2 separate regions of the Mus musculus genome follow, and region 1 is linked to region 2. A link is a loop called in an ENCODE intact Hi-C map of the cell type or tissue named here. Cell type or tissue: heart. All regions are shown on one strand. Links, peaks and the distances in the headings refer to the core of each region. The heading gives the core; the rest is flanking DNA.

Region 1 (2,909 bases), core at 133-2,632, 210 kb before region 2:
TATTCTCATCTTTGTTTTCCTCTAAGGAGTGGGCTCATCCTCTCCTAGTGAAGACAAATTACATTCATTGGCTAGGAACCTTCTTATAGAATTCCCAGGGAATTACTCCATTCAGATGACATTGACCTTCAAAGGACAACTTGATCTTATCCCAAACCACTTTTAAGCCGCCATTGCAGGTACAGGGGTGTTTAAAACCTTGCCACTGCAAGCCCAACAAACAGGAAAGAAACCTTTAGGAGAGGTTGAAAAGAAATAAGCAAGAAGGAATAGGGCTGATAGGTTGCTAGGCAACCTATCCTGAGACGGATGTGCTAGGAGCCAATGAAAACACCTTTTCAAAAATGGGTTTTAATTGGAAAGATCAGCAAATTTATGGTGCTATTTGATGGAATTTTATGAAGCTGTTTGTCTTTGCTACATAATACATCGAGAACAAGAAACCATTCTTTTTCAGGTGGACAAAAAACCTTCCCGTTGCTTTTCCTAAGAAGGTGTATGGCAGGGGACCTGAGTGCTTTTAGAAGGGGAGAGATTTTCTTTCTGAGTAGCAAAGACTAGAAATAAAGTTATTATTCTGCTTCCAGAACTTGTTGGTTTTGGTTAATGAGAGTTTCCAAGAGGCATTGTTCATAGGTATTTGTAAAGAAATAAATGCTGGACTCAGGCCTAGAAATCCAAGTGAAAAACACTCTCTGCTAACTCTACAGCATCTTTTCAACTTGCTGAAAAAGAAAGTTCTACACATACATCATATACACACACACACACACACACACACACACACACACACACACACACACATATATATATATGCACAAACATGTAGATGTGTGTATATATACATGTGTATGTTATTTTGGGGTGGGTTCAAGCCATTCAGACTTCTTCCTTACTAAGCTGTTTTTTTGGTTTTTGGTTTTTTAAATGTCCACAGGCATTGGTCCCAGGGATGCTTGAGAGCACTCCTGGCATCTCCTGATGATTAATATAAAGGGAAAAACGGTGCAGACACCGTGATAACCCAGCTTTGCTTGTCATCCTCCTTGGCTCAGATCAACTGGTCAAGCAAGACAAAGACAGAAGAGAAGGGCAGTGGCCGGAGTCGGCTGCACATTTGGCATCAATACATCAAATGACTCATAGGTCAAACCCAGATTTTTCAAGCTCTGCTCTGGCTGAAAAAGACCCAGTTTCCTTGGGACTCACATCCTGTTCTGTCCTGATGGAAAACAACATCAAAAGGAATACACATTGATCGGTCCCCCTCCCTCTCTCTTTCCCTCCCTCCCTTCCCCTCCCTCCTTTCCTGGTTCCAAGAGTTTTCTGTCATTCTCATAAGCCTATAATTGATTTAATATTTCAAATATGAACTTCTAAAACAAACTCCCAGGAGTGCTGCATGGCTATGTTTGGTTTTGGAGCTCTCAAAAAAAAAAAAAAAATCCTTTCTTGTTTTTGTTAATACAAAAAGGGAGAAAGCGAGAGAGACAAATGAGGACGGGAAAGGGATTTTCCAGCATTTTCCTAAAACATCTACTTACAAACACCAGCAAGACAATTTATTCTAACATTGCAGCAAAGACTTTCCAGGCACCAAAAAACAAGGCGTATTGCAACAACTTTAAGACAAATTGCTGACAACACCACTTCCCGAGGAGTCAGAATTTTCCAAGCACTTGTAAAGACTTAAGCTCTTCTATGCCCTTAGAGATTATTAAATTTCAGTCCCCGTGAGATGTTTGTCAATGTTTCCAGAGGCCAGGGAAGAGCCATGTGGCATTAAAGGACAAACTTATGCTTACCAAGAAAAGAAAATTACATACGGAACAGGGACGATGTGACTCATCTGGTAGAGTACTTGCCTAACATACAAGATGTTCTGAGTTTGATTCACTCCTCATAAACCTGGCACATTAACGAGGGCCTAAAATCCCACCATAGGGAGTTGAAGGGAAGAGGATCAGAAGTTTGAGGTCTTCCTTGGATCTTGGATATGTTGCAAGATTGAGGCCAGCGTGGTCTACCTGAGACCTTGTTTCAAATTATATCCTAGGGGTTTTGTTTTGTTTTGTTTTGTTTTGTTTTGTTTTGTTTTGTTTTGTTTTGTTTAATGGAAAATGGCTGGACAGGTGACTTGGCAATTAAGAGAATACACTGTTTCTGCAAAGGACCACAGTTTGAGTCTCAGCACCCAAGTTGGGCATCTCTCATCCACCTGAAACTCCAGTTCCAGGAGGTAATCCCTCTGGCCTCCACAAGCCCCTGCCCTTCTGTGGATACACACTCCCACCACATACATAGAATTGAAATTTTACATGGGTGCTAACTTGTTTTACTATGTGCTGTGTGCTTGGACTATGTAGTATGATCATCTACTCTTGATTCAATTATTAATTAATCCCATATATAGTTATTAATGATCATCAGATTCTTATCCCAGTAGCTTGTAATGTCAACTGTAGAAGGTGTTGAGCAAATGACAGACATTGAGTAACCACCTATAACTGTCCTTAGTTTATGGAGAAGAGGTTGATGTGTTGTATAATGGAAGGAATAGTTTTAAGAGCACGTGGGAAATCACTGCAAAGAAGGCCACCAGATTTCCCTCCTGATGATTTAAGGACTCATCACCCCAAGAGATGGGATCTTTTATGTCTAGGCAGACCCCATGATTTGCTTTGATTAGTAGAATGTAAAGATAAAGGACACTGTGTTGGCTGGTTTTATGTCAACTTGACACAAGCTAGAGTCATCTGAAAGGAGGGAACCTCATTTAAGAAAATGCCCTCATAAGATTGGGCAAAAAGTAGACCAACATGAGTGAAGACCAAGCCTGGCCAAGCTGGTCCAGTGCCCTGTGAAATAGAAATAAGCCCAGACTCCATTGTTGGTCATGAACAATACAT
Region 2 (2,909 bases), core at 188-2,687:
ACCATCAGATGCCTGGCATCAGCAGGGATACTCCAGCGCTGCTGTGGCTGCATGCCCACAGTGCCTTGGCGCATGGTGACATTATTCAGAGTCATTGCGGGATCCTAGGAATCAGAGCAGTAAAGATGGCAATATGATTAAGAATGAGCCAGGCCCAGGGGCGCTCAACACAGTTGTCTTTGGTGCTTCATTTGATGGGTATGAATTCTTAATGTAAGAATCAACCACTAAACTGTCCCTAAGCCTAGAAAGCAAAATTTTCAACAACAACAACAACACACACACACACACTCAGTAACTAGCTTCTCAATCAGGCTGTCGTTTGTAGTAGCAGTAACACCATCCATCCATTGCCCATAAGCTCCCTCTGTCCTTAAAGGAGCTTTGGAAATCCCACCGGGAGTTGGCACAGAGGCAGCTGGAAGGAACCCATTGCCTCCAGAAATGACATTACCATCAGCAACAAGTTAGAGCTGCTGGGCACCAGCTGGCCAGGTTAACTGTTCTTGTCTAAACATGGCTCTTAATTGCCCCCGCATCCTGCAGTCTTGAGCCTCAGTGGGAAACACGCGGCAATGACATCACTCCCCTGGCTGGACTGGACAGGCACTTTGGGGGAACTTCCATGTTTAGTAAGGTTGCCCTGATGTCCTCCAGCTGCCTGACTGAAGAGGCCGTTATTTGGGGAGTGGGACAGTTTCTGTTTGAGTGCTATGCCTCAGCTCTACCCTCTTATCTACAGAAACTGTTTAGCGTAGCAGCCCTGAGGCTGGTTCTTCTGAGAGGGGAAGGACCTGCTCACATTCAGACACATCACACTTGTACAAAAAGGGCTTCATTCTTAAGGAACGTCGTCCACTCCATGATTTTTTTACTGTATATAATTATTTATTTTAAAAATTGCACCTTTCTGACGTAAATTAGAAGATCAGAGACTCAGTGAAAAGCCACTCAACAACTTCCTACAACTTTTTCCTTGCAAGACTGCCTTGCCTGACAGGCAGTCTGTTCTGCCAAGACTGCCCGAGATAACCGCTCTATGGTTTTTAACTCAGCAAGCTCCCCGCGTGAGCGCAAGGATCACGCTCAGCTCACACACCCTACTCCATACATCACACCTATGCCACGATCCAGAACCAGCCGGTTTCTTTTTAAGTCTTAAAAACAGTCCCTGGGTTGACAGACTTGCGACAGCAGACCTTGAAGTCTGCCGCCTGGCCACCTAATCTGTAAGGTGACACTCCTCCGAAATTGAATTTAGAAACCCCCATCAGAAGCGCATCCTTTGCGCCTGAACTTCTTTCTCCCACGGCAGAACCCCCGGTACAGACCTAGGGAGTCTAGGGACTGGCTGCCTTCCTAACTTAAAAAGTTCGGAGACCAGGAACGCCCCTTCCCACAGAGGCTCCCACTGGGACTGCCCCTCAGCCATGGCCCCTTACTTGGCTGCACTGGGCGCTGGGTGGGCGTCTGCCGTCGATCCGCCTGCTGCAACGCCTGACGTCTGCGATGCGGGCTCCGCAGTCCGAGGCTGTGTGATGTCCGCTGGCAGTGCCGCCTCCTGAAGCCTCCGCTGCCCGCCGCCGTTTATAGCGCGCCCGGCAGCCCCGCGACGGGGCTTTTCCGTGACGTCAGCGCTCCCGCCGGGAGGGGGCGGCTCTGCAGCAAACTGAGTTGCAGCCACTTGGCTAAATCAGTTACTCGTAGTCATGTGACTCCCCTATCCCCTTGAGGGGAGTGAGGGAGAAAAAAAATGACAGTTCAATCGTTGATTTTGTTTTATTTTCTTTTTATCAGGTGGACACTGGAAAAATACACTTAGTGCTACTTAATCGCCCTTCCCAGCAGAGCACTTGTAAGCTGTCTGAATAAAGGATGAGGAAAGAAACAGGCCCAAGCCGCGAGTCCAGCTTTGCCAAGAAAACAGATCCGTCTGAGTGAGCGGGACTCCGGCCTCCAGGATGAGGCTACAGCCACCCTGAGTGGACAGACCACCTTCAGAGCATGCTCTGAGAAGCAACCAGGCCCTTCCTGCTTCCTGACTTCTTATCTCTGACTTGGGACATACTGCTTTGTTTCCTTCTTCTGGAAGAGATCCAAAAGAGAAGAGTCGGAGGAAAGAGTAGGGGATCTTGAAAAGGGGCAGGTTGGCTCCAAGCAGCTTGTGCTAAACACTGCCATCCCCCTGTTTTGGCCACAATGCTGAATCTCCTCCATCAGAAATTTAATCACACCCCAATCAGCGCATCTCAGAACCGAGCTGCTCAGCATGGCTGGAACTTTGGCCTAGAGCCAGGACTTCCCAGCCATGGGGAGATACAAGGAGGCTCAATCCCCTGAGAGAGCCCTACTGCTTCTATCATTTGCTAAGATTTGCAAAGACCTGTGGTTCTGGTGGGCCTGGAGAACCTTGCCCTTACTACAGTTGTGGATTGAGAACAAGAGGCCCTGCAATGAAACCTGCCTTAAGTACATTTTAAACTGCACTGCTAAGTGACCTCTTCCCCAGGACATGGGTATTTCCCGGGGACGTGGGCATTTCCCACATGCTGTGTTTAGAGTCCATGCTAGCCTTTCCAACACATCCATCTGCTTCTCCAGCCAGCTTCTGCTGTGGGTTGGCTGGCGGCCCCTCGGGAAGCAGCCAGCACCAGTGTCTATTGGAGTGGCTGGGCTGCTCTGTGGTTACAACGGTGTCACGAAGGCATCTATGCGATTTGGGAATTATCCAAGTGACCAGCTGCACCTCAGGTCTGTCAGGGACCAAGCTGGCAAAGGTAGAATCCACCAAATAAGAAAGATGGAGAGTGCCTTAGTCTCAAAGGCAGAGCCCCAAATTTATTTATGCACAAGGAAGATAAGAGCCAGAGCCAGAATAGACTATAGTTTGGCCACTCAGGAAGACTTTA

The links. A loop is a pair of places that touch in the nucleus more often than their neighbours do. Peaks named below come from ENCODE experiments on the same cell type or tissue, not always from the same donor. Only the 100,000 strongest peaks of a DNase experiment are listed, where the experiment ranks them.
Region 1: it touches region 2 in a loop (5-fold over the local background); 11 of 42 quality-filtered maps call a loop at or near these places.

What each region holds. Positions count from the first base shown.
Region 1 is chr4:11,916,798-11,919,706 of GRCm38, reverse strand. No RefSeq gene overlaps it. Among named protein-coding and RNA genes, the nearest start is that of Pdp1, 48 kb to the left of the region's middle. In heart, for the core only: no CTCF peak of the experiment used is centred there; a DNase peak (open chromatin) is centred at 1,116.
Region 2 is chr4:11,703,100-11,706,008 of GRCm38, reverse strand. Gem (GTP binding protein (gene overexpressed in skeletal muscle)) reads right to left here and starts at 1,562. Exons shown (of 5, transcript NM_010276.4): 1 at 1,443-1,562; 2 at 1-104. The coding sequence starts at 95. In heart, for the core only: a CTCF peak has its summit at 1,676 (motif pointing right); DNase peaks (open chromatin) are centred at 568, 1,618, 2,278 and 2,608; H3K4me3 peaks cover 2,261 bases; H3K27ac peaks cover 2,425 bases.